Linked DNA regions of Homo sapiens: regions 2, 3, 4, 5, 6 and 7 are each linked to region 1. Evidence: chromatin contacts called from ENCODE Hi-C or POLR2A ChIA-PET data. All regions are on one chromosome and are shown on one strand. Each heading gives the region's core, a stretch centred on a gene start or an enhancer-like site at or near the end of the contact. The rest is flanking DNA. Distances are from core to core; before and after follow the strand shown. Region 1 holds the start of ZFP91 (ZFP91 zinc finger protein, atypical E3 ubiquitin ligase). Region 2 holds the start of LINC02739 (long intergenic non-protein coding RNA 2739). Region 3 has its middle 22 kb from the start of OR5AN1. Region 4 has its middle 72 kb from the start of MPEG1. Region 5 has its middle 55 kb from the start of MPEG1. Region 6 holds the start of DTX4 (deltex E3 ubiquitin ligase 4). Region 7 holds the start of FAM111B (FAM111 trypsin like peptidase B).

Region 1 (3,365 bases), core at 262-2,761:
GTAATGGATGAAAAGAAAAAAGAAATGGGAGAGGCCCACTGCATCACCAACTGCAACGGAAATTCCCTTTGATGAATCAGGAAGACAAATTAATGTCATACGCTAGCGTGCAGAAAAGTAACCTCTGATAAAGTTGCTATTGTATAAACCGCAGAAGCAGATGGCTTCCGGCCGCAGAGCTTAAGAGACCCTTCAGCTTCTCGGTGTAGGTCACCAGTCATGTCACGCTCACAACCCTTTCGCCTCCCTCTAGGTCAGGCACCGCATCCAAGTTAAGCAACCGACGCCGGCTCCTTGGTGTCCCAACAAGGTCTAGTAGAAAAGCAACTTTATAATTCGTTTCACAGATTTGATTAAGAGCCAACTGAGTAGTGGGCCTTGTGCTAGGGCTCCGAGGGCCCAAGGACCCCATGGAACCAGATTTAGTCGCTGACCTCTAGGAGCTCACAGGTGAGTGACTCACACACCGGAAGACGAGATCAATAATGTAGACATGAACGCTGGCTAGCCAGTCCCAGAGGAGGTGTCATCTGACCAAACCAAGGCAAGTCTGGGCAGTTACGCAGACACCCCGAGAAAGGTACGCCAACGCCCAGATAAAAAGTAAGAAAAAGTAGGAAAAACCCTCCCATCAGACCAGCAATTGGCTCGACGCTTGAGCCCGGATGTACGGCACGCGTCGCGACCTAACCCGGAAACACTGCCTCCCGAAAAAAAGGTAAACTCTAGACTGCGGAAAGTAAACTACCTTTCCCGTCGTGACTCAGTTAGAACCTCCCGGCATCCTCTCCACCTCTGGTTTCCCATCTATTTTTCCTAAAGCCTAGGCGAAATAAGACTTCATCTCCCAGAATGCCCTTGGTTAAGTTAACGGTGCGCATGCGCCAAGAGGCGGGCCCTCGTTGCCCCCACAACCCCGCCTCCGTTTTGCCGCCGCCATTTTTTCAGAGACTTTCATCCGGCAACCGACGGGGCTTTTTTTCTTAAAGGAGAAGCGACAGCTCAAAATACTACCCCCTTCTCCGCGCAAGATCTGGCGGCGCTGGGGACAGAAAGGCCAAAGACAGGAAAGTGGGGTAGGGTGGAGGCGGAAGAACGCCCAGGCTACTTCTGCGGCCTAAAGAAGAATAGAAAGAGCCCTTGTGGTATCAGTGGCTCCTCAGGGAGGCAGGTGCGCGCGCAGCCAGTCTAGGGTTTGCGTGAGGCGGGGAAAGAGGTGCGATTTCTTCTCACCCGCCTCCCTCGCGAGACCTGCCCCTCGCACTGCCCCTAGCGCGCGTTGAAGTCTGGAGGGGGGAAAAAGGTCACTTTGGGATTGTCGCGAGACACAGCCGTTTAACGGTGAGAACGGGTGCGCGGGGAAGGAAACCTCGCGCGCTCCCCTTTTAGCCGTTTCCTGATTGGCTGAAGGAAGGGGTGGGGGAGGGAACCTGGGGCGCCGCTGCGTGTAAGACTGCGAGGGGCGGGGTGAGGAGGCTTGTCCTCTTTTCCGATTGGCCCGCTGAGCGTCTGTGGCGCGCGCGCGCGCGCCGCCAGCGGTAGCGGACCTTGAGTGGCAGGGGGTGGGGGGGGCGCCCTCGGAGCCGGGCGGAGGGGAGGGGGGAAAGAGGAGCGCAGGGTGAGAGTGAGCCGCAGGCTTCGGGAGGCGAGGGGGCGGGGGGAGCAGCGCCGAGGCCGCCGCCTCCGCCTCCGCCGCCTAGGACTAGGGGGTGGGGGACGGACAAGCCCCGATGCCGGGGGAGACGGAAGAGCCGAGACCCCCGGAGCAGCAGGACCAGGAAGGGGGAGAGGCGGCCAAGGCGGCTCCGGAGGAGCCCCAACAACGGCCCCCTGAGGCGGTCGCGGCGGCGCCTGCAGGGACCACTAGCAGCCGCGTGCTGAGGGGAGGTCGGGACCGAGGCCGGGCCGCTGCGGCCGCCGCCGCCGCAGCTGTGTCCCGCCGGAGGAAGGCCGAGTATCCCCGCCGGCGGAGGAGCAGCCCCAGCGCCAGGCCTCCCGACGTCCCCGGGCAGCAGCCCCAGGCCGCGAAGTCCCCGTCTCCAGTTCAGGGCAAGAAGAGTCCGCGACTCCTGTGAGTAACAGTCTTTCAGGCGGTGGGAAAGACCCCCCTCTGTCCGTACGCAACCCTCTCGGCTCCCGTAGCGCCTACTCCACGTGACATCCTGCCTGGTCTGCCCCCTGCCGGCTCCGCACGCCAGATGTCACACCGTTTCCCCGGGAGCCTTCGTGCCTCCTCTCTGCGCCACCCTCATCTCGCTCCTGTACCTTCGCTTGTCGGGCCGTTTCCCCACTCCCCGAAATCATCTTTTGATACACCCCTGCACTCGCTAGTGATCCACCTCCTCCCTGACACCCGCAGGCTCATCCCTCTTTCTGGCATCCGCACCCCCTTTGTCACCCTATCCCTTTCCTTTAGGCGGCTCTCCAGTATTACATCACATGCCCTTTAGGGAATACACAGCCCGATCATAGCCTTCAAAAATGATTCCCCCCCGCCTTCGCGTTAGCTCAAGAGCCAGATGTACTAGTGTGTTTATGTAGCTTTTTTTTTTTTTCACTTTTCTAAATTTTTCGCAACCCTTCTCATTCTTTTGAGAAATTTGCCACTTATTATGGTCAGGTTAAAAGCCCACTGCTACGATTTTAAGTATGGAGTCTTTCATATAAAATTATATGAGCATTCTTTAATGTTTGTTTTTACTAAGTAGCATATGTTTTATCTTTGTGTTTCGTGTTTTTAAATGTAGGAACTTCATCCTTGAAATTAGAATCATCTGAGAGGAATTCCTTTATTACCTAGACGTAATAGAGGAAACATGAACAGGTGGCCAGGAGCATTGTCTTAAATTGTTCGTTAAAATAATACTCATGTTAAGAATACTGAAGCACACAAGTTTGTAAATTCTAGAAATTAATCACATTGACTATTCAATTCATGACTGAAAACATCATTAGTGACCTTTGATTTTTGAGTGAAAACAGATTAGTAAAAACAGAGAAAATTGAAGTGAGGGGGAGTCAGTTTTAAGTGTTCCCTTTCTTCCAGTAGAGATAGTGGCAAGGTTTGACTTACACCAGACCTAATAGATTTAAAACTTGAAACAGACTTGGTCCAAAATTAAGAGTTAAGCCTGTGTCTTGGCATGCTTGCCTTAGAAGCCTCTCAGAAAGAGAAATAAAATTCAGAGGTAATCATATTGTGGTATTAGATATGCTTTCAAATTTTTGAATGTCAGCTAAGTTAACATAATTTAGAGAATTTGTTGTAAGAACTGCAGTTCTGTCGACAGCAAAAATCTGTACTTACAGATTCAGCTGCAATTAGACTTCTAATTGCTGTAGATGCATTTCATCTTACAAAAATT
Region 2 (3,365 bases), core at 454-2,953, 990 kb after region 1:
CTGACTAAAAAGAAGGCACTCCCTAAGTGTGTTTTTCCATTGCCTTGCCTTGAGTGGAGTGGCTCATCTTTTTTTTTTTTTTTTTTTTTTTTTTTTTTTGAGACGGAATTTCGCTCTTGTTGTCCTGGCTGCAGTGCAATGGTGTAATCTCCGCTCACGGCAACCTCTGCCTCCTGGGTTCAAGCGATTCTCCTGCCTCAGCCTCCCGAGTAGCTGGGATGACAGGCGTGCGCCACCACGCACGGTTAATTTTGTATTTTTAGTAGAGACGGGATTTCTCCATTTTGGTCAGGCTGGTCTTGAACTCCCAACCTCAGGTGATCCGCCCGCCTCAGCCTCCCAAAGTGCTGGGATTACAGGCGTGAGCCACTATGCCCGGCTGTGGTTCATCATCTTAATGAGGCTTTCTACTGAAATTCAATCCATATCCTCCGAGTTCCACTGACCTCCGCCCCCATGCCAGACAAGCATGGACAACTCTGGAAGCCTAGAAACTGGTGGATGGCCGATTCCCGGGGTGTTTCCTAGTGATCTCTGCCAGGAGCTTCTCTGTTGGTGCTGATAACAAATTAGCCAATGGATACAAACCTGTTTTGTAAACTGCCAGGTGTTGAAGATCAAACGGTGTCCTCTGAAATTCAGTTCTTCCTGCATACAGCGTCTGGATATCTTTGCTGGGGTGGGGAAGGTGGTGCATAGGGTTCAGAGGGGTGCAAGGATATGATGTACAAGTGACTTGCAATTTGGAAAATAAAAATACAGGGTGTCCAGTTAAATCCAATTTCACAGAAACAACAAATATGTACTTTGTATATTCCATGCAATATTTGGGACATGTTTATACTAAAAAGTATTTGTTGTTTCTCTGAAATTCAAATTTTGGCCGGGTTCAGTGGCTCGTGCCTGTAATCCCAACACTTTGGGAGGCTGAGGCAGGAGGATGACCTGAGGTCAGGAGTTCGGGACCAGCCTGGCCAACATGGTGAAACCCTGTCTCTACTAAAAATACAAAAATTAGCCGGGCACCTGTAATCCCAGCTACTCCGGAGGCTGAGGCAGGAGAATCACTTGAACCCGGGAGGCGGAGGTTACAGTCAGCCGAGATCACGCCACTGCACTCCAGCATGGGAGCAAGACTCCATCTTAAAAAAAGAAAAAAGAAAAGAAAAGGAAAAAGAAAAAAAAGGAAATTAATTGGACGTCCTGTATTTGGTCTTCTAACCCTAGTGTAGATTTAAACTAGAAAGGGCTTCCGATCTCTGTCTCCCGCCCCACCTAAGAGCTGTTCTAGGGTCCTTGTTATTGTTTTTGTTTTCTTTTTTAAAGACAGAGTTTCACCGTGTTGGCCAGGCTGGTCTCGAACTCATGACCTCAAGTAATCCGTCCGCCTCGACTTCCCAAAATGCTGGGATTACAGGCGTGAGCCACCGCGCCCGGCCCCGGTCCTTGTTACGGTTTAAAAAGCTGGACAAAGCCCGTGCGCCGAACGCTTTCGAGGACTTCTTTGGCCAAGAGGGGGCCCGGGCTGTCACCATTCCCGGCAAGCCCGCGACCAAGCAGGCAGCGGAGGCGGCGCAGGCCGAGAGCTCCCGCCCCTCTGACAGTGAGAGAAGGGTCGCAGCGCCCACGGCTGCCTAGAACCCGAAAGAAGAGGAGCGGGGTGCGGGGACACAGGGTTGCTCAAGAAAGTGAGCTATGCGCAGTGCTCCGGAAGAGCTTGTCTCAAACCAGGTCCCAAGTGAGGGCAGAGGCGTAACTTCGTACTGGGCAGTTTAAAAGGTAAGACATATGTCCCCAGTATCCTCCCTCCCAGGGGAAAATGACGATAAGGTTTCCCTTAACTGCCCCAGCCCGCGTGAGAACCCACAGGGTGTTGACCCTGTTAACTGCAGAAAGACCCTGTTAACTGCAGAAATCACATGTAGTGATGACTAACGCCTAAAACGGAAGCGCTGCCGAAACCCGGGATTGAACCAGGGACCTTTAGATCTTCAGTCTAACGCTCTCCCAACTGAGCTATTTCGGCTGCCGTGGAAGACGTTTTTCTTTTTTTCTACATAATTATAATAAAATAGTATTTGTTCCGTGGTAACAAAGATCATATGGATTCAGCTAGAGGTAGGCATTTTACAAATGTTACAAAGGTGATAAGGCAAGGCCCTTGTTTACAAACTGAAGTGATAAATCACTTTTCTCAGGGTTTTTTGTTGTTGTTGTTGTTTTAAGTTCCCTGCAATTTGCTTTTTTCATTTAAAAACATATTATGGACTTTTTTCATGGCAGTTATGTAGACCTATCATACTTTTTAATCCACGTTCGCCAGTATTGGATTGTATGGTTATAACATAATCTATGTAATCAAACTGACAACTATCAGCTTTTTTACCTTTTTCTATATCTCATTATTAAAAACAATACTGCCATAAATTTTTAAAATATACTTGTTTTTCTTGTGCAAAGGCAGATTTTGCAAGGTAGATATATATAAACATTGTGATTTTTACAGATATCTTCAGATTGAAATCCAGGATATATAGAAGAGGTAAGGAAGGCCATTTGTAAAGGCTTCAAATGTAGACTTTCAATGCTACCTCCACATGAGGTAAACATAGAGTCACTGTACAGTATTTGTTAAAAGCATTGATTTGCTAAACCTAGCATTAAAAATATACCTCAATTTTTGGAATACCATCTTGGCATTTTTCATTTTTAAATATATATAGTCAAAAAAAAGAATTAAGTCAGGCTTCCCTCAAACTCTAAGAAGCAAGTTGTGGTTTAATAATATCTCTAATATGCTGATTTTATTCCTCCTCCACCTCCCATTTCATAATTTTCATCTCTTGCATTTATTCACTGAAAAATGTTTTAGCCAGATGCGGTGTCTCTGGGAGGCCAAGGCAGGCGGATCACCTGAGGTCGGGAGTTCAAGACCAGCCTGACCAACATGGAGAAACCCCGTCTCTACTAAAAATACAAAATTAGCCGGGCGTGGTGGTGCACGCCTGTAATTCCAGCTGCTCGGGAGGCTGAAGCAGGAGACTCCCTTGAACCAGGGAGGTGGAGGTTGCAGTGGGCCGAGATTGCGCCATTGCACTCCAGCCTGAGCAACAACAGCAAAACTCCGTCTCAAAAAAAAAAAAGTTTTATATAAACTCCATAAGGCTGTTAGAATAATTCAATGCTTTGTATTCACTTGCTTCATAAATAAGGAGCCAGCATGGACTCATTACAATTTGAAATAAAAGCGCCATGACCTTAGTTTAGAATTTATAAACAATAGGCTTAAAATGGAGGATGAGTATAGACTGTCATTCTCAAGAAAGATTAAGAGTACATCTGAAATGAGATGTTTGTGGCTGTCA
Region 3 (3,365 bases), core at 327-2,826, 800 kb after region 1:
AGTTCTCCAAAAACAACAATGGAGAGCCATTTGAAGTATTTCAAAAGGTCTAATGGAATTGTACATGAGTACTTTCTCATATCATCTTGCAGTGATGCAACTGGGCTCTTACTACTCAGAAATTATTAATCAAAGCTGTGTATTTAAATAAAAATTAAATCAATAATATTTCAAAACAGAATTCATTTTTTAACAGGTGAAAAAAAAACAGAAAGTAACAGAGGTCAAATCATATCCTTAAGAAATTGCAGAACTGGAATTCAACACCTATTTTTCATCCCAGAGTAATAACTTGAAATTTTATGTTGAGATTATTATTTTCATTGAGGTCAGAAAATTTCTGTAAGGCGAAAGAGAACTCAAGGAAAAGCCCTAGGTGGGGGAAATGGAAGCAAAGAAGTGAGAAGAGTTGAATAATGGGAGAGACTGAGGACCATAAACCTTGTTTACTGAAAGAATCAGAGATAATTAGATAGCAGAGAAGCAACCATTCCATCTAAGTCTTGCCCTGTGAACTTGACCCAGATCCCTCAAAAAGACACAATTCTTGCCAAAGGTTAAAATTAATTATTTCTCGTACAAAGGAATTTTCCATGTGGGCCCCATTGCACTCTAAGATGGATGATTTTGGCCACAAAACTTGCTGTTCACTCACAGCAAAAGCGATGACCACAACTTCAGATCTTCTTAAACGTGCCGTTGAGAGCAGAGAATAAAGGGGAAAAGCCAATTCAAGGGAGAAAACATTCCAGGTACTTGCTCTCTGGTGTCATCATTGTCATGGAGCTTTTGTCCCTACAGATTTCATGCCCCACTTTGCCATGTCCCCACTGGATTCATTCCCTACTTCCCAATGGTCTATATGATGGTCTCGTGACTGTAGATTTTCTTTACTAACTTTGGAGTCATTTGAGCTGGAAAGGATATAGGAACCTAGGGATCTTATAGTCCAAACTATCCATTTCAGGTGGAGAACCTGAGGCCAGAGAAGCTAAGGGATTGTCCCAAGATAGCACAGCTTGCTGGTAATACAGCTTGATAACAATAAGTTAAATTCATGTACATATTTGTATTTCTGTGGTATTACTTATAATATCTCCTTTTTCATTTGTGATTGTCTTTATTTGAGTCCTCTCTTGGTTATTCTCACTAATGGCTTATCAATTTTTGTTTATTATTTTAAAAACCAAATTTTTGTTTCATTTATCCTTTATATCATTTTTGGTCTCTATTTCATTTAGTTCTGCTGTAATCATTGTTATTTCTTTATTTCTGCTAATTTTGAATTTGGTTTGATCTCACTTTTCTAGTTCCTTATTTAGAATTGTTATTTTCTCTTGCTGAGTTGTTTCCTTTATCATTATATGATCATCTTCTTTATCCTTTTATTGTTTTTAATTTAAAGCCTGTTTTATCTAATTATAGCTAATTCTGCTTGCTCTTGGTTTCCATTTGTGTGAAATACCTTTTTCCACTGCTTTACTTTCAGTCTGTATGTGCCTTTACAGATAAGATGAGTTTGTTGTAGACAGCTTATGGTTAAGTCATGTTTTTTAACCCATCTTACCAATGTATACCTTTTAAAAGCAGTGTTTAATTCTTTTATGTTCAAGGTTAGTATTGATAGGTGAGGTTTTGTTCCTGTCATATTATTAATTGTTGTCTAGTTATTTTATACATTCTCTTTTCTCTGTTTTTCTCATTGTTCATTTTTGGTTTTGTGGAATTCTGTAGTGGTGTCATTGTGTTCCTTTCACTTCCCCTTTTGTATTATTGCATTAACAATGAGTTTTATGTTTGTGTGTTTTCATGATGGTGAATACCATTCTTTCACTTTCAAGTTTAGGAATCCTTTGATCATTTCTTCTATTTCCAATCTAGTCGTGGCAAATTCTATCAGCATTTGCTTATCTGGAAAAGAGTATTTCTCCTAAAGCTTAATTCTTGCTGTATACAGAATTCTTGGCTACTAGTTTGCTTTTTTTCTTTCAACACTTGGAATACGTCATTTCACTACCTTCTTACCAGCAAAGTTTCTGCTGATAAGTCTGCTGTTATTCTGAAGTAGTTTCCTTTGTAGATGACTAGATGTTTTTCTCTTGCCAATTTTAGAATTTGTTCATTCATATGATTTTAGATAGTCTAATAATATGCTATGGCAAACTCATTTAGGCATTGTAATTTTCTGGGGATCACTGAGCTTCTTTTATTCAGATGTCTGAATTTCTTGATACACTTGGGAGGTTTTTATACATTATTTCATTAATAAATTTCTTAACCTTTTTTCCTCAGGAATACCAATAATTTATTATTTAGGTCATTTTAGATAGTCTTAAAAGTCTTGAAGGCTTTGTTTATTCTATTTTATTTTTATCTGACTGTATTATATTTTTAAAACCTATCTTCAAGTTCTGATTCTTCCTTGTGCTTAATCTAGTCTATTCTTGAAGGCTTCAAATGTATTTTGTAATTCTTGCAATAAAATTTTCAGTTCTAGAATTACTGTTTTTTTTTAAGATATCTATCTCCTTGGTAAATTACTCATTCATATCTTAAAATGATTTTCTGATTTCTTTGTATTGATTTTCAGATTTCTCTTGAAGTTCATTGAGCTTCTTTAAAATCAATATTTTGAATTTTTATCTGGAAATTTTAGAATTTATTTGTGTTCAGCACTTATTGCTGGAGAATTATTGTGGTTTTTTGAGGGTGTGGTTTTTTATTATACTTGAAGTTTTAGGGTACAAGTGCACAATGTGCAGGTTTGTTACATATGTATACATGTGCCATGTTGGTGTGCTGCACCCATTAACTTGTCATTCAACATTAGGTATATCTCCTAATGCTATCCCTCCCCCCTCCCCCCACCCCACAACAGGTCCCGGTGTGTGATGTTCCCCTTCCTGTGTCCATGTGTTCTCATTGTTCAATTCCCACCTATGAGTAAGAACATGCAGTGTTTGATTTTTTGTCCTTGTGATAGTTTGCTGAGAATGATGGTTTCCAGCTTCATCCATGTCCCTACAAAGGACATGAACTCATCATTTTTTATGGCTGCATAGTAATCAATGGTGTATATGTGCCACATTTTCTTAATCCCGTCTATCATTGTTGGACATTTGGGTTGTTTCCAAGTCTTTGCTATTGTGAATAGTGCCACAATAAACATACATGTGCATGTGTCTTTACAGCAGCAGGATTTATAATCCTTTGGGTATATACCCAGTAATGGGTTTACTGGGTCAAATGGTATTTCTAGTTCTAGATCCCTGAGGAATCGCCACACTGACTTCCACAATGGTTGAACTAGTTTACAGTCCTACCAACAATGTAAAATTGTTCCTATTTCTCCACATCCTCTCCGG
Region 4 (3,365 bases), core at 478-2,977, 710 kb after region 1:
CTTCCTCACAGCCAATGGGTCTCCCATTAAACACCATCAGGAAATTGACAGGCTACTATTCTCAATCTTCTTTCCATGGGAAGTGGCAGTAATACATTGTAAAGGCCACCAAAAGGGGACAGATAAAATAGCTGAGCGAAGTAAGTTGGCAGACCAAGCTAAATTGGCAGCAAGAGTGCCCCGTATTTCTGATCCACTTGAGGTCCCCCTGATCTGGAAGGGCTCCATAAAAGAAAAACCCTCAATATTCTCCTGTGGAGACATAATGGACCACCTCTCAGGGAAAGAGCTTTCAGCTCTCAGGATGGTGACAATCAGAGGATGGCAATAGGTAAAAATTTATTTAAAACGATCAAACAGATACTTAATGTTTATGAGGCTTGCCTTAAAAATAACTCCAACTAACAGATTCTTCCCCCAGAACACAAAGAATAGGATGCTATTCTATTCCAAGGAAAGACTGGCAGATGGATTTCACCCATATTCCAAGGATAAGGGACATCCAGCATCTCTTCGTATGGGTGGATACCTTCAGTAAGTGGGTAGAAGTATTCCCATGCCAGACAGAGAAAGCCTCTGAGGTAATAAAAGTACTAATCAATGAGATAATTATTTGCTTTGGACTGCCTAAGTACCTCCAGAGTGATAATGGTCTCGAGCTTACTGAACCACAGGGCAATTTCCTCCCACACTCAGCAAGGAAACACCTGAGTTAAATAAAAGAGCCATCCCTGCGATATTTAATGTCACACCGATGCCCATTGCCAGGTTACCAGATATAATTTGGAGAGTCTCATGCCATCTCTGCCTTTAGCAACCTGGTCAAGTATCTGCTGGACTTCTAGGCCACAGAAAGATGGCCACAGAGGGGTGAAGAAATAGGCTGAGGGTTCTTGGGGAGAAAGACACAGTGAGGCAGTAGGAGGTGGGGAAGAAAAGAAGACGGACTTTCACAATGGAATTAGGCACTGGGGAGAGATCAATTTCCCCACGTCAGGGAGAAGAAAGTATAGGTGGGGAAAGGGGTGGCCAGGAGCAGAAGGAAGAGGACTCAAGATGGAAAGGGAGCCGCTGTGCCTGTGGCAATACCACTTGGAGAGGTCGTTTTCATACCTTCAAGCCTTTTCCCCTGGGGTTTTGATTGTGTGGGTGCCCCATTTCTTGTCCTCTCTGCAGATGTCCAGTGAGATTTCCTCCTCCTCGTGCTGTTCTTGTGTGGCTTTCTGGGCAGTAGGGATCTTGAATTTCCTTTCTAACACTACGCCCAGCAAGGCGGGGAGCATTCCTCTGCCCTTTCTCTTGTGCCAACCTGGAAAGGTGCAGTCTAGATTTCAGTGAGAACCCTGCCAGCTGAGCCCTGTGCATCTACTACCTTGACACAGGGTGTTTTCCCACCAGAAGCCCTGCTGTGCTCTCCTGGCCCAAGTAGGGGATTCCATGCCTTCCCTTTCATGGTCTTAGCACCAGCAGCCTAGTTTCTCCCTTCCAGAGTCTCCAGGGATGGCAAATGTAAGTGGAGACAAACCTCGTCAGGTGCCCATCCCCTAAAAGGTTAATTGTGTATACGTGGCTGTGGGTGCCTTTGTGTTTTCATTCTCTTCCGCTTTTTGTTAAATTTGGTTGTCTGTGTGGTTTTATACTTGGTCAAAAGTACTCGTCTTGGTGATGCACTATTGTATGCATGAGAGAATTGGGGGAATGCGCATGTGGTACAAGAAAGAACCCCTGACCCCTTTCCTTCTCTGTGGTCCCCGGCATTAGATTGGGGGTTCTGGGAGAGGCAGGTGAATGTCCTAATGTGAATTGTTCGGTTTGTAACTGGAGTGTTTTGAAGTCTTTGGTGTTGCTCTGAGAGAGGACATCGCCACCTGGTGTTCATGAGGTGTCTGTGCAGAACAATAAATGGCAAATGAACAACCACAAAATTGTTGCTGTTGTTAACCTTCCGCCTTTTGTAGATTAGTGCACCTATTCTGTGAGGGATTTGGGTTGTCTTCCTGAGGGCAACCACAAGCCCTACCACTGGATGCGGGAAAAGTCCCTTCAGCACCCACTTAAAAAATATATCTTCCACATTGTTCTCACCCACACATTTGACCTGGTTAGACTCTTCACCTAACGGAACAGACAATATGGCTGGGAAAATAAGTAAGTGAACATGTGGGAGAAAAACCATCGTTAAAATTGTGAATGTTCATTTTTAAAGGTTCCTTCGCCTGACTACAATATGAAGTATGTTTGAATTGTTGCTTCTGCCTGTTGTTTCTCAAATAAATGTTTAATGTTAATCATCTCAAAACTGACAAGAACACAAAAATAAAATGTAAATGCAGAGCCTCCTTTGTCACCCAAATCTGTGTCTATTTCTGATAGTCCATGGAATGTGGTTTTCTTGGAAGCCAGGGTTGGTCTCCCCACAGACCCTAGCCTAAGGTTACCAGTTAGGGACCCAGGACTTGGAAGGCAGAGCCTGTGAGCTCTTCCATCAGGGATCTGACTCCGCAAAACGACTTGATGAATGCAACTGGCAAACTCCCATGTTCGGACTTCATATGCATGAGCCGTTGGACAGAGGGTTTCTTAGTACATACTTTAATGCATATTTATGTGCGATCTTGTTAGTGGGAATATAAGTTTGTGAAGAACTTCTCATTTCAATAGGCAGTTAATGCATTAAAAGTCTGGGAATTTGGGGCTGTATTTTTCCTTTCTGACTCAATAATCTTCAAAGAATTCATAGGAAAGTCAGTATTTGCAGACAAGTGGTTAACTTGGCTAAAACGTACAAAACACTCAGAACCCACAAAACACTCAGAGGTTTAGAAGAACGTTTTAATGCTTAAGAGGCAGAGTTAAGTAAAGGGGCTATAGAAATCAGTGTCCTTGGCTGGGCAGTCAGGAGAGCAGGGCTCAAATTCTGTGACTCACTTCTCTGTATCTCAGTTGGAAATGAATGGGTATCCTGGTTCCCACCTTCCCACACGCTGTGATACTTCAGACTCCTTGGATGATCTTTTCAGCCCAAGATCTTGATTGTGAACATTAACAAAGAGAACAGTCATCCTTCATAGAAGATAAATCAGTAATGATATTTGATTCAGTGAATAAATGTATCCTTTAAAAAACATTTTGTGGAGGAACATGACAGTGGTGGAGTAATTACAATCAGATGAGATTGGTATTAAAATTGAGTAAAGCCCCAACTGTTGCCAGCTGACAATCATGTGTCCTGCTAACTGCCCCAGGGCTCTCAGCCTGGAACTGAAATAAATGTGTTACAAATGGTGCTGGATGCCTTTTTCAGTTCATTTGAAAACATGGATTTGATCGTGTCAGCTCCCTTTCTGTGGGGAAAAAAAGTAGGG
Region 5 (3,365 bases), core at 376-2,875, 690 kb after region 1:
CTGGAGTCCACTGGCTGCAAGGGCTGAGAAGGCCACTTGTCCTGGGCCTCAGGGTTCTCACCTGGACAAAATTTGACCCCATAGGAGGTCAAAATTCCAGGCAGGAGGCGCTTGAGCCAGCTTAAAGGGGAAAAGACAGGCAGCTTTGAAGAGAAGCCTCCTCAAGGCAGGCTCACCAGGATCCCCTGCCAGCTGGGCCTGGCACACAAAGAGGCTCAGTAAACACATAGGCCAGGTGCAGTGTCTCATACCTGTAATCCTAGCACTTTGGGAAGCCAAGGTAGGTGGATTGCTTTGAGGCCAGGAGTTCAAGACCAGCCTGGGCAACTTAGCAAGATCCCTGTCTCTGCAATAATAATAATAATAAATAGCCAGGCATGGTGGTGCATGCCTGTAGTCCCAGCTACTTAGAAGGCTGAGGTAGGAGGATCCTTGAACCCAGGAAGTCAAGGCTGAAGTGAGCCATGATCATGTCACAGCACTCCAGCCTGGGTGACAGAGACCATGTCTCTGGAAAAAAAAAAAAAGGAAAAGAAAAGAGGAAAGAACACACATGGACAGAGTGAACAGGAGCTGCCTGCCACCCTCCATTTGGACAGCAAGGCCCTGTGAGGGGCCTTGGAGGTGAACCCAGCTCCCGCTGGCCCTTCATCCTCCCACCATGTGGCACAGACACTGGAGGGTCAGGCAGCAGAGGAGGTCGCTGTCCGGACTCCAGAGGGCAGAGCCCGAAGCAGGGGCAGGTGGCAGAGCCCCACACAGCTGCCCCAAGAAGACATGGCCCTGCCTAATGCTGGTGAGTGCTGGGCAGGTAACCTGTCCCAACGTGCTTTGGCTCAGTCATCCTTTCGGCCAGCCACCACCCACCCTCTCCCACCCACTCCTGACTCTGGAATGCCACCTCCAGCTCACCTTACCACTCCAACTCAGTTGCACTGACTGGAGGCCTGGGAGTGCCTGCTCACTCAGCCATCCCCCACTATGATAAAGAGAACCTGAGAGAGGGCACAGCCAGGCCAGCTCATGGCTAGGCCCCCACAGGGGCCCAGAGGCTGAATTTTGTTAGCCCTGGGCAATGTAGGAAGGACCAAAGGCCTCAACCCCCGCCGTGTCCATAAATGCCAGGTTGAGCCCCTCCTGCTGGCCCCTCTATGTCCTGACCAGGTGGCCGGCACCACCCCTTTGACCTTCTGGCTCTGGAGCACCCTGCCCCCACCCCCAGGCCCCCATCAGCTCTATTTTTATCCAAGAAGCACTCGCCCTGTGTCTATTTAGATCACTCCCCATTGAGTTTCTGGTCCTCTCATAATCTAGGCCAAGCCTCCTCAGTCTTCATGGCCCCCTCGAAGGCCAAGCGGATTCTGCATGGCACCCAGCCTGCCAGGAGCCCACAGCTCACCCGAATGGTAGCCCTGGGAAGCTAAATGCTCCCAACTAATGGCAATGCAAGAAACTCACACACCATAGTGGCAACTGTGGGATTGAATGCATTGTCCACAAGAGGTCCCAGGTCCTTCACTCTCTGAGGCCCAGAGGGCACCCCCTGGCAAGGAGGATTCACTCCCACTGAGTGGCTGAGAGGCTGGAGATTAATCCAGACGACAGCAAGTGTTTATTCATAGCAAGAAAGAGACCAGTCGGGCAGAACTTTGACTTGTCAGTGCCAAACCTCAAACCGACAGCTCAGGCCCCAGCCCCTGGCCATAAAGCCACCTGACCTGTTCCTAGGTCTTCAGCAGCTATTTGGAACCTTTGCCAGCTGGGGCCAGGAGCCCCGCTGTGGGGCCATGATTTCCCCCAACCCATCCAGACAGTTGAAAAGATGACCTGGTGAAACCCCGTCTCTACTAAAAAATACAAAAAAATTAGCTGGGCGTGGTGGCAGGCGCCTGTAGTCCCAGCTACTCGGGAGGCTGAGACAGGAGAATGGTGTGAACCCAGGAGGCAGAGCTTGCAGTGAGCTGAGATCACGCCACTGCATTCCAGCCTGGGTGACAGAGCAAGACTCTGTTTCAAAAAAAAAAAGGATGCCCTTAGGAAGCCTTCAGGATTTCAGCTGATTAAGTAAATTAACATGTATGATCCACTTCCTGCAAAGGTGTGGACAGCTATGGGTGGAGAGCCAGAGCATCTTGCCCTATAACAGAAGGGCAGGCACTATCCCTGCTTCCTGCTGGCTTCGTGTGAGGTCATCTATGTGCATGGACCGGCCCCTAGAATCCTCCCCAGCCCGGTTCACAGATGACAAACCTGAGGCAAGAAGGCTCATAGGTCAATGCAGCCAGGAGGGGTCTGAGCTGAGACTTAAAAGCAAAACTGTTTGAGTTGGATCTTCCTGAATCTATCCTTGGAGACGGTCTCAACCCACAGTCCCCACAGCCACCTGAGAACCACTAAACAGGCTAGTTTAAATGCAGGTTTCATCTTCACCTGCTCCCTGGGGCTGATTCCTTAGGTCTTGGGTGGGGCCTGGAAATCTGCCTTCCTGGCTGTTTTCCAAGGCAGTGAGTCAGGCCCACAGGGACCCACCGGTCGACTCCAGCCTCAGAGGTCTAGAGAGGGGAACCTGTGGCCAAGGCCACACAGCAAGACAGACCAGAGCCTGGGTCCCCTCACTGAGGCTGGGCTCCAAGGCTGCCTGCTTGCTTGGGTTGGGAGGAGGCAAAGCTGGTGCAGCAGGGCCTGGCTCTGTACGCTACACCCGGAGGAGAACCAGGCTGTGTTCTCCTATCTCCCTGGCTCCATCTTACTCTGGTCCATTGCAGCCCTACTAGGAACTGTGTTTCTGATGTTTGTAATTCTAAAAATATGTTTTAGAAAACTGGAAATAACAAACAAACCCTCTTTTTCACCAGCACGGAGAAGGGCAGGCTGTCAGCCAGCAGGCCCATGCGCAGATCCCACCATACTCACAGCCAGGTCCTGTCCAGTGGATGGGACAAAGAAGGCCCTGCCCTGGTGGAGCTGACATTCCAGTGGGTGCTGGGTGATGAAGGCAGAGAAACAGTGGGGCTGAGGTGGGGGCTTTCCCCAGGGAGGATGTCTTAGTCCATTCTGGCTGTTGTGACAAAATAAAAACATGAACTGGGTGGCTTATAAACAGAAATTTATTCTCACAATTCTGGAGACAAAGTCCAAGATCAAGGTGCCAGCAGATTTTGTGTCTGGTAAGGGACCCACTTTCTGATTCCCTGTGTCCTCACATGGCAGAAGAGGCAAGGGGGCTAAGGTCTCTTACAAAGGCACCTGGCTGGGTGCAGTGGCTCACACCTGTAATCCTAGCACTTTGGGAGGCCAAGGCTGGAGGATCACTTGAGTCTGGGAGTTCAAGACCCAGCCTGGGCAACGTGACAAAACCTTATCTC
Region 6 (3,365 bases), core at 339-2,838, 590 kb after region 1:
TTGCCTGTTATTGTGCCACCTCTGTGTTGTATAGGACATGCTATGGAACAGGCATTTTCTTTTGAGACAGCCCAACTAAATTTTGAATACTGGTTTCCCCTCTAACTAGCTATGTAATCTAGGGCAAATAGTTTAAATTCCTTAAGTCCTGTCATTTGTAAAATGGTAATAATAATGGCCTATGATATAATTAGTCGAGGTATCCTTGTTTTCTTTTTGTTCTTCTAATTCTGAAACTCGACATTTTAATGAGTGGTATTGTTTAGGTTGGATTAGGAACAGTCCCCAAATAAGGGAGAGGCCGACTAGGCATTTTGGAGGCCAAGCTGTGCAAGAAGACCAGAAAGAACAAAGCTCAGAGGTTCCTTGAGCCTGGTGCCTTTAGGGGCCTGAAGAAGAACAGATCTCACACTTTTTCTTTTGCTTTGTATTTAGAACTCTGTTGGGAGAAAGATAAAGGTAGAAGGATGCAAAATTCTAACAATGGGAGAAATGACAGCTGCAAGGAGAGGGAGGGGGAAGCAACTCTTCTAAAACATAAAAGGGTCATATGATATTTATGAAAAAATTGATTATTTCAAAAAGATTCACAATCCCATTCTCTAACACATAATCTATTTTTACTTTCCCGCATCCTATAACTTGGATCTTGATAAGACTCGATTCGTTGTTTTATGTGGTTTGCAATCTCAACAAAACAAAATTTGTGTTCTTTGACAAGGATAATGCATAATCCTGACTTCAGTCTTCCCTTTTAGTCAGAACCTACCTATTTAAGGTTATTTTCCATATTAACTATTGATGATCAAAATAAGTCTAACTCGTGTTTTTCCTAGTGTTTCATAATTTTAGTTACAGAAACGATGCAGATAAAATTAATCTAACATGCGTCTTCCTGACTCTAGTACGTTGAATCTGGCCAGAAAAACCACATTTGCTCTCTACGTAGGTAATATAAATCCATCATTAGCGAAATTGCTGCATCCCTTTGGACTGGGTCTCATTAGCAGAGGTTGGAGTGGCCACTGGCCGGCACACGACACTTTAGGCCAGCAGGGGGCGGGTAAGCTCCAGGGCACTCGCCCGAGCAGCAGGGGGCGTGTCTTCTGCTTCCTTGACGGACAGCTAAGGATGCGGGAGAGGATGAGGTAATAGGAGCCGGGGCAAGGAAGGAGTTGGGGTGCGCGCGCGTGTGTGTGCGACTGTGAGTGTGCCAGTGCGTGCGCAAGCCCCGAGACAATGCGTGTCTCCAGTTCGCGCTGCGGACACTGATCATGCTGCATTAAGGAAAAAAAAAGAGAGAGAGAGAGAAAATTACATTTGGGGGAAGGAGGCTGCAAAGTTGCGGCTGGGCGACAGTGGTGGTCCCGGGGCCGTGTCATGGCGGGTCGCTTCTCTGCATCAAGGAACCAGGGAAACACACGCGGGCGCGGGTTTGCCTTAGCGCCCTGCTTGGGAGGGGTGGTTCATTCTGGAAGGAACTGAGCAGAGCCACAGGCAGGGGGAGCTCTCCCAGCGGCGGGGACTGCAATTCGTGCGGCGAAGGGGTGGGGAGGGAGGGAGAGAGGGGAGGGGACCAGAGCGTGCCATTCCGAGCGCGGCCGTGCGGCGAGATCCCACCCCGGCGTCTGCAGAGGCCGAGGCGCAACTGGTGCGAGGGCTGGGTCCTTGCCTCGCCGTCAGCCCCAGCTCGCGGCCGCCGGGGCTCGGGCCGCGCGCCCGCCGAGTGGCTTTTGCAAGGCGGGGGCCTGTTTGCAGAGAGCCGGGCATTTGCATGAAGCGACTCGACCCCACAGAGCAGCGGCAGCAGCAGCGGACCCCGGCGGCGGCGGCGGCGCGCGGTCCCAGCCAGGCGGCCCCGGTGTCCCGGCCCCGGTGGATGCACGGCTGGGGAGGAGCCCATGGGCCGGAGCTGAGGCTGCCCGGGGCGGCGGGGCGCGGGGCAGGGGGCGCGGTCGAGGCCCGGAGGCGGCGGCGCAGGAGGAAGCGGAGGAGGTCGGGCGCTCGGGGCCCGGGAGGCGGGCCGCGCAGCGCCGCAGCCCCGGGCTCGCCATGCTCCTGGCCTCGGCCGTGGTGGTCTGGGAATGGCTGAACGAGCACGGCCGCTGGCGTCCCTACAGCCCAGCGGTGAGCCACCACATCGAGGCGGTGGTCCGCGCCGGCCCCCGCGCGGGGGGCAGCGTGGTGCTGGGCCAGGTGGACAGCCGTCTCGCGCCCTACATCATCGACCTGCAGTCCATGAACCAGTTCCGCCAAGACACGGGTGAGCCAGCCGCCCCTGACCCCGCCCCGCCTGCTCCCACCTTCCCAACCTGCCAAGGTACCTCCCTCCCTGTGAACCCACCTTGGCCACCTAGTCGGCACTTCTGTGCAGCAGTGTCACCAAGAGGTGGTGGTGGGAGGCGATTCACTCCGCTGAATCCTCGCAGGATCCTCCCTCCCCCTTAAACATCCATGCAAATAGTATCAGTGTTGTGGTTTTGCAAACCCAGCTTCAACCTAGTCGGTAACAATCCACTCCCCACCCCTTTCATGCCCCCGCTTTTCAGCAGTTGGTGGCCCTAAGTCTTTCTATGTAGAAATTCTAGGGCCGCCCCAGACTACAGGCAATCCCAGCCCTTCGCAAAGGCTTCCTGCCCTCATCCCGTGGCGGCCGGCACCTTGGCTGACCTGACCCTGTTTTGCTTCAGGCACGCTGGGGCTTGCCACACGTCCCCTCACCCCCGATCTCACTGCCTCTGCGTCTCCTGTGTGGGATGCCTCCCCGCAGCTGGGTCCTGGGTGTGGGAACTGGGGGAGGAAGAAGGGATTCCCCGGAGGTTCTCGCTACAGTCGGGTAAGGGAAGCGCCGGGCTCCCTGGGAGGAGAGACTAGGGCTGGGGTACCCTGGACGCCGCGGCATTGGCGAATGCCTCTGCTACACACTACATGCGCGGAAGCAACAGGCCGGAGCAGATGGAGAGAGGAGGGGGAGGCTCGGGGCTTCGGAATGCATGGCAGGGAAGCCGCTCCCTTTGTCTGCGGAGGAGGAGGACGCAGATTCCTAAGGAGAAACTGTCCCCAGGCTTCCTCTTGAAACCATAGCCTGTAAGGAACCCATGGTCTCCTGGAGCGCCAAACTCCTATCTTTTCATGAGAATCAAGTTGTCACTGTAGCCAGCACAAACCCGCTTCCCAGCTGACCTGCCTTTCCAGGTCAGAGCCAGGAAGGGAGCCTCCAGGATGGGGCCTTGGGGGGTGGGGAGTGGGGGTGCTGCCCAAGGGAGAGCAAAACTGCCTCTCTTTGCTCGGTCCTTGCTTAATCGATGACCCGGGAAGAGTTTCTGCCTCCGTCAGTGACAGGTGGGGAGGGGGCCATTGTTTCT
Region 7 (3,365 bases), core at 622-3,121, 530 kb after region 1:
ATGTGGAATCCAGCCATTTCTAACACTTCCACCATTACCATCTGAGGTCGGGCTCCAACATCTTTGCAATCCTGGGACAGACTCTTAGCTGCCTTCTCCCTTCCACATCTCTTCTTGTCCTCCCAGAGTCTTTACCCCGCACAAACGCTGCTAGGGTGATTTTTTAAAATATGTCAGGGTATATTACCCCCCTGCTTCAAATCCTCCATTTAAAATAAATTTCACATTTATAGCAAAATCCAGACTTCTTCATATGGCCCACCAGGGGCTTTATGCTAATGGAATGTGCAGATGCTCCTCCCTGAGGAGCACCTTTTACCAGGGCAAATTCTCTATCTCCAATGATGTCAGGCAATTTCGACAACACCATTCTCTACCATCTCTTGCTTTTCATAGATTTGTTTCCTCCAGATTCTACAAAAAAAGAAGATCAAGTCTCCTTGTGCAATGATTTACTCTCTGATGTATATTGGTGCCAGGCACGTGTACTGCTTTCAGATGATTCAAGAATAACAGCGATTTAAGAAAGCTGTCGTTAAGTTTTCTCTTCTCTTTGTCTGTATGACATTATTTTTACAATTATACTTCCAAAGTTTGCTCTTTCCGAACACCTCAAGACCCGTGTAATTTAAGCAGTGATTTTAGGGGTCTCTGTATATTTTATATTAATTTCAGAAACATGCTCATGATTATTCCACCAAAACTATCAACTGTTACATAAACATCTGTCCTTCTATGAGTTACAAAATAATTGTCTCCATCCCCACTTAACCATCTTCTCTCCTTCTTTGAGCAACTTCTGAAAAATAACACCCAATACTGATGGCATCTCATTCTATTCAGCTTCTCAGACAGTAAGACGTTCTTTTCTTAAACAGTAAGATGTTTTCTCAAGCCCCATGCAAAGCACTTCTTTGATATCAGTTTGGGGAGGTCGTACTCTGGAGCCTTCATCCAAAGGGTAAAGTACAGCACTCAGTAATGCGCGTCCTGGGAACGAGGCCTAAGCAGTGCTGGCCACTGCCTCCTCCAGGCTGGCATTGTCTGTGTTCGCCAGCCCCGCCGCGAAGTTAGCTCATTTGTGATCAGGCCAAGTCCCTTTAGATTTCACGCAGACGCGGGTGCAGCCTGCTCTGGGACTTGAAGTCCGCTGGAGCCTGGGCCTCTGCATTATCCGGGTGGAGCTCTCTCTGCTGCTGCCGCCAAAGGATCCCGCCTGGATGCTCATCCCGCCACCGTCGCCCACCCCGCCGCTGCAGAAAGGCAGCAACTGCCACACACCTAAGCAACTTGGCGGGCTATTCGCCCTGCAGCTGCCGCCAGCGCGCGGCTCCCGCCAGCGCGCTGGCAATCAAAAGTCGGAGAAAGCGCGAAACCTCCAGGCACCTCCCACTCCGCCCAGCTACCGCGCAGCTCCTCCCTAGCCTCCACTGGGAGACAGGGGACGCCCATGAGCGGGAAAGAGCAGGGCGGTGATTGCTTAGTTTATCCTGGGACACGGGAACTGGCCGTGGACTGAGTGGTGCCGGGGAGGGGATCACTGAGACCGGGAAGGGTCATCCAGACAAATAGGGAGGGTGGGCGGGTTGGCGCGCAGTACCCTCGGCCCGGCCTTCAGACCCACCTGCGCGCGCTGCGCGCTCATCCGGTCCTTCCCTTCAATCACTGTCTGGAGTGATGATAATTGGCTTCCACAGTGGATGAGAGATGAGTCATTTACATCCAATGAGAGAAAAACAGCCTCCAGAGACTCTTCGTCCATTGGCCAGCGAGAGTGTCAGTTCCCAGGCTCCTGCCGCGCACGGGCGAGCCCTTCTAGGCGGGAAAAGTTCAGCTGAGAGATATAAAAGAGCAGTCTTTCCAGCACCTGCAAATCCAGAGCGGCGGGCACTGACGGGCACTTGCACCGTGTGGACAGACTCTCCGGTTCTGTGAGTGGTTTTTCTTTTCCCGGGTCGGACCTGGAGTTCTTAGGGGGATGGCTGACAAGGGCAGTAGGCAGAAGGACCTCAGCCCAAAGTCAAGGGGGTTTTGGATGGGGAGCTGGGCAGCCGCCCGTTGTAATTCCCTTCCCCCTGTCTCAGCTTCAAAGGCCAAGAGTTGTACTCCTGAAGAGATACTTAGAGATCATCTGGGTGTTCCTGAATCTCGAGAGGGTCGTTTGACCCTGGTGGGTCCTTTCCCTGCCCGGTGCCGTTCGCGCCCATAGAAGGAGACCAGGTTCGGTTAAGCAGAGCAGAAACTATTCACTGATCAAGGAATGGAGTAGGAGAGCTCCTGCTCAAAGTGCCTGGAGTGTAGTGTGAGGGTGCTTCTTAAGGTCTTTTAGGGCAGGTAGTTGGAAAGCAAGGATTTCTGGAAAGAGACGGGGCTTTCCAGAAACAGCTGAGTGTGGCAGTCTCCTATTTTCTGTTGCCACCCAACACTACATGTGCCTAGCAAGCTGCGTTTCTCCCCGAGGCACAGATTGAGGTATGGTAATCAGCAAGGATTCAGGTTAGGGTAGCGCTTCTAAGTTCGTTTCCCATCTTGTAGCACGGTGGTTACTGACATCCAGTCTCTGTTTCTGTAAGCAAGCACAGCTTCAAGCACAGGTTACCTTCATAGGTTCTGGGGCTTTAGGAAAGCATTGAGGTCATCCTGCGGTGACAGAGGCAGCTGTTCAAAGAACTTGGTGCGCCTTTGAGGCGGGGGTTGTGGAGTGAGGCAGGTAAAAATGCAGATTCCATAGCCACACCCCGACATACTGAATCAGAGTCTGTGAGGGTGGGATCTGGAATCCTTTTTAAAAAGCTTAGAGGAACCAATTCACACGAACAATAAAAGTTTCATCTGAGCCAAAGTCCTTAATCTAGAAATGAGGAAATGGGGATCCCTAAAAGGGTTACAGGGAGAGGGTTGGTGGAAAGTTAGACTATGACAGTTTTAGGGTGGTTCTTTCCTGGCCTTGGAAAGTTTTCTCAGCTGCTGCTCTGATCAGTACACAGCTGAATGCTTTAGGGGAACCCTCTTCATATATCCAGAGTTCCCTCTCTGTGCAGGTCTCCCACCATGTCTTTGGCCTGTGACCTCTTGTCACCTTAGTCTCTCAGCTTTGTCTCCTTAAATCTGGAATTCCTACTGGTTTTGTCTTGCTGCCCTTCCTTGCCACACTGGCCTGGAATTCCTCAAGGTAGTCTGCTAAAGTGGATTATAGGATACATTTCAATTGTCACTGTCCTTAATTGCATAATGTCCAGTTCCTTGCAAACCATTGTTTCATATGTTTTGCTCTTTTTTGTTTTGTTTTGTTTTCATACTAGGGGGAAATCCAGTCCCTGTTACTCCATTTTGGCCAGAAATTCAAGGTAATGACTTTTAATGTT

The links. Hi-C counts contacts between places; a loop is a spot of excess contacts on that map. ChIA-PET counts read pairs that join two places held with the same protein, here RNA polymerase II (POLR2A). Pooled maps may share reads with other maps.
Region 2: a map of B cell shows a loop between it and region 1 (3-fold over the local background). The contact joins the promoter of LINC02739 here to the promoter of ZFP91 in region 1. A Hi-C loop is called at or near these places in 18 of 168 maps with a recorded cell type or tissue (B cell, CD4-positive, alpha-beta memory T cell, CD8-positive, alpha-beta T cell and 13 more), 27 of 37 single-sample maps with no recorded cell type and 35 of 50 pooled maps. POLR2A ChIA-PET finds 5 or more read pairs at or near these places in 2 of 52 experiments (activated CD4-positive, alpha-beta T cell and activated T-cell).
Region 3: a map of GM12878 shows a loop between it and region 1 (5-fold over the local background). The contact joins the enhancer-like site here to the promoter of ZFP91 in region 1. A Hi-C loop is called at or near these places in 1 of 168 maps with a recorded cell type or tissue (GM12878), 3 of 37 single-sample maps with no recorded cell type and 4 of 50 pooled maps.
Region 4: a map with no recorded cell type shows a loop between it and region 1 (4-fold over the local background). The contact joins the enhancer-like site here to the promoter of ZFP91 in region 1. A Hi-C loop is called at or near these places in 3 of 168 maps with a recorded cell type or tissue (B cell, GM12878 and OCI-LY7), 12 of 37 single-sample maps with no recorded cell type and 9 of 50 pooled maps. POLR2A ChIA-PET finds 5 or more read pairs at or near these places in 1 of 52 experiments (activated B cell).
Region 5: a pooled map shows a loop between it and region 1 (3-fold over the local background). The contact joins the enhancer-like site here to the promoter of ZFP91 in region 1. A Hi-C loop is called at or near these places in 3 of 168 maps with a recorded cell type or tissue (B cell, GM12878 and OCI-LY7), 11 of 37 single-sample maps with no recorded cell type and 10 of 50 pooled maps. POLR2A ChIA-PET finds 5 or more read pairs at or near these places in 2 of 52 experiments (OCI-LY7 and activated B cell).
Region 6: a loop to region 1 is called in a pooled map, with 9 times the contacts of the local background. The contact joins the promoter of DTX4 here to the promoter of ZFP91 in region 1. A Hi-C loop is called at or near these places in 10 of 50 pooled maps. POLR2A ChIA-PET finds 5 or more read pairs at or near these places in 4 of 52 experiments (B cell, HepG2, Panc1 and 1 more).
Region 7: a map of PC-9 shows a loop between it and region 1 (19-fold over the local background). The contact joins the promoter of FAM111B here to the promoter of ZFP91 in region 1. A Hi-C loop is called at or near these places in 9 of 168 maps with a recorded cell type or tissue (B cell, CD4-positive, alpha-beta memory T cell, Caco-2 and 5 more), 36 of 37 single-sample maps with no recorded cell type and 17 of 50 pooled maps. POLR2A ChIA-PET finds 5 or more read pairs at or near these places in 12 of 52 experiments (BJ, OCI-LY7, PC-9 and 6 more).

Annotation. Positions count from the first base shown.
Region 1 is chr11:58,577,552-58,580,916 of GRCh38, forward strand. It overlaps ZFP91 (ZFP91 zinc finger protein, atypical E3 ubiquitin ligase), which reads left to right and starts at 1,512. Exons shown (of 11, transcript NM_053023.5): 1 at 1,512-2,071. The coding sequence starts at 1,731. It overlaps ZFP91-CNTF (ZFP91-CNTF readthrough (NMD candidate)), which reads left to right and starts at 1,563. Exons shown (of 13, transcript NR_024091.1): 1 at 1,563-2,071. It also overlaps a transcript of LPXN not described here. RefSeq lists enhancers at 266-345, 366-885, 504-1,196, 916-1,145, 1,890-2,581 and 1 more and a silencer at 1,566-1,985.
Region 2 is chr11:59,564,427-59,567,791 of GRCh38, forward strand. LINC02739 (long intergenic non-protein coding RNA 2739) reads right to left here and starts at 1,704. Exons shown (of 5, transcript NR_187292.1): 1 at 589-1,704. It overlaps TRF-GAA2-1 (tRNA-Phe (anticodon GAA) 2-1), which reads right to left and starts at 2,026; the gene lies at 1,954-2,026. RefSeq lists enhancers at 998-1,499, 1,345-1,524, 1,500-1,999.
Region 3 is chr11:59,378,940-59,382,304 of GRCh38, forward strand. No RefSeq gene overlaps it. Among named protein-coding and RNA genes, the nearest start is that of OR5AN1, 22 kb to the left of the region's middle. Within about 2 kb of position 1,577, at least 3 of the 41 ENCODE cell types and tissues checked have a DNase peak (open chromatin) inside an H3K27ac peak, as active enhancers do; they include GM12878, where a contact is called at or near this core.
Region 4 is chr11:59,282,849-59,286,213 of GRCh38, forward strand. No RefSeq gene overlaps it. Among named protein-coding and RNA genes, the nearest start is that of MPEG1, 72 kb to the left of the region's middle. Within about 2 kb of position 1,728, at least 5 of the 41 ENCODE cell types and tissues checked have a DNase peak (open chromatin) inside an H3K27ac peak, as active enhancers do; they include B cell, GM12878 and OCI-LY7, where a contact is called at or near this core.
Region 5 is chr11:59,265,786-59,269,150 of GRCh38, forward strand. No RefSeq gene overlaps it. Among named protein-coding and RNA genes, the nearest start is that of MPEG1, 55 kb to the left of the region's middle. Within about 2 kb of position 1,626, at least 6 of the 41 ENCODE cell types and tissues checked have a DNase peak (open chromatin) inside an H3K27ac peak, as active enhancers do; they include B cell and OCI-LY7, where a contact is called at or near this core.
Region 6 is chr11:59,170,544-59,173,908 of GRCh38, forward strand. DTX4 (deltex E3 ubiquitin ligase 4) reads left to right here and starts at 1,589. Exons shown (of 9, transcript NM_015177.2): 1 at 1,589-2,263. The coding sequence starts at 2,053. LOC124902601 (basic proline-rich protein-like) reads right to left here and starts at 2,902. Exons shown (of 2, transcript XM_047427951.1): 1 at 2,722-2,902; 2 at 1-2,187. The coding sequence starts at 2,902. The coding sequence ends at 1,379. LOC124902675 (a long non-coding RNA gene) reads right to left here. Exons shown (of 4, transcript XR_007062682.1): 4 at 3,156-3,365. RefSeq lists enhancers at 726-1,266, 1,353-1,647, 2,275-3,103, 2,546-2,655 and silencers at 1,526-2,095, 2,156-2,205.
Region 7 is chr11:59,105,366-59,108,730 of GRCh38, forward strand. It overlaps FAM111B (FAM111 trypsin like peptidase B), which reads left to right and starts at 1,872. Exons shown (of 4, transcript NM_198947.4): 1 at 1,872-1,931; 2 at 3,303-3,347. LOC105369315 (a long non-coding RNA gene) reads right to left here and starts at 1,360. Exons shown (of 3, transcript XR_007062680.1): 1 at 1-1,360. RefSeq lists enhancers at 1,761-1,850, 2,991-3,040.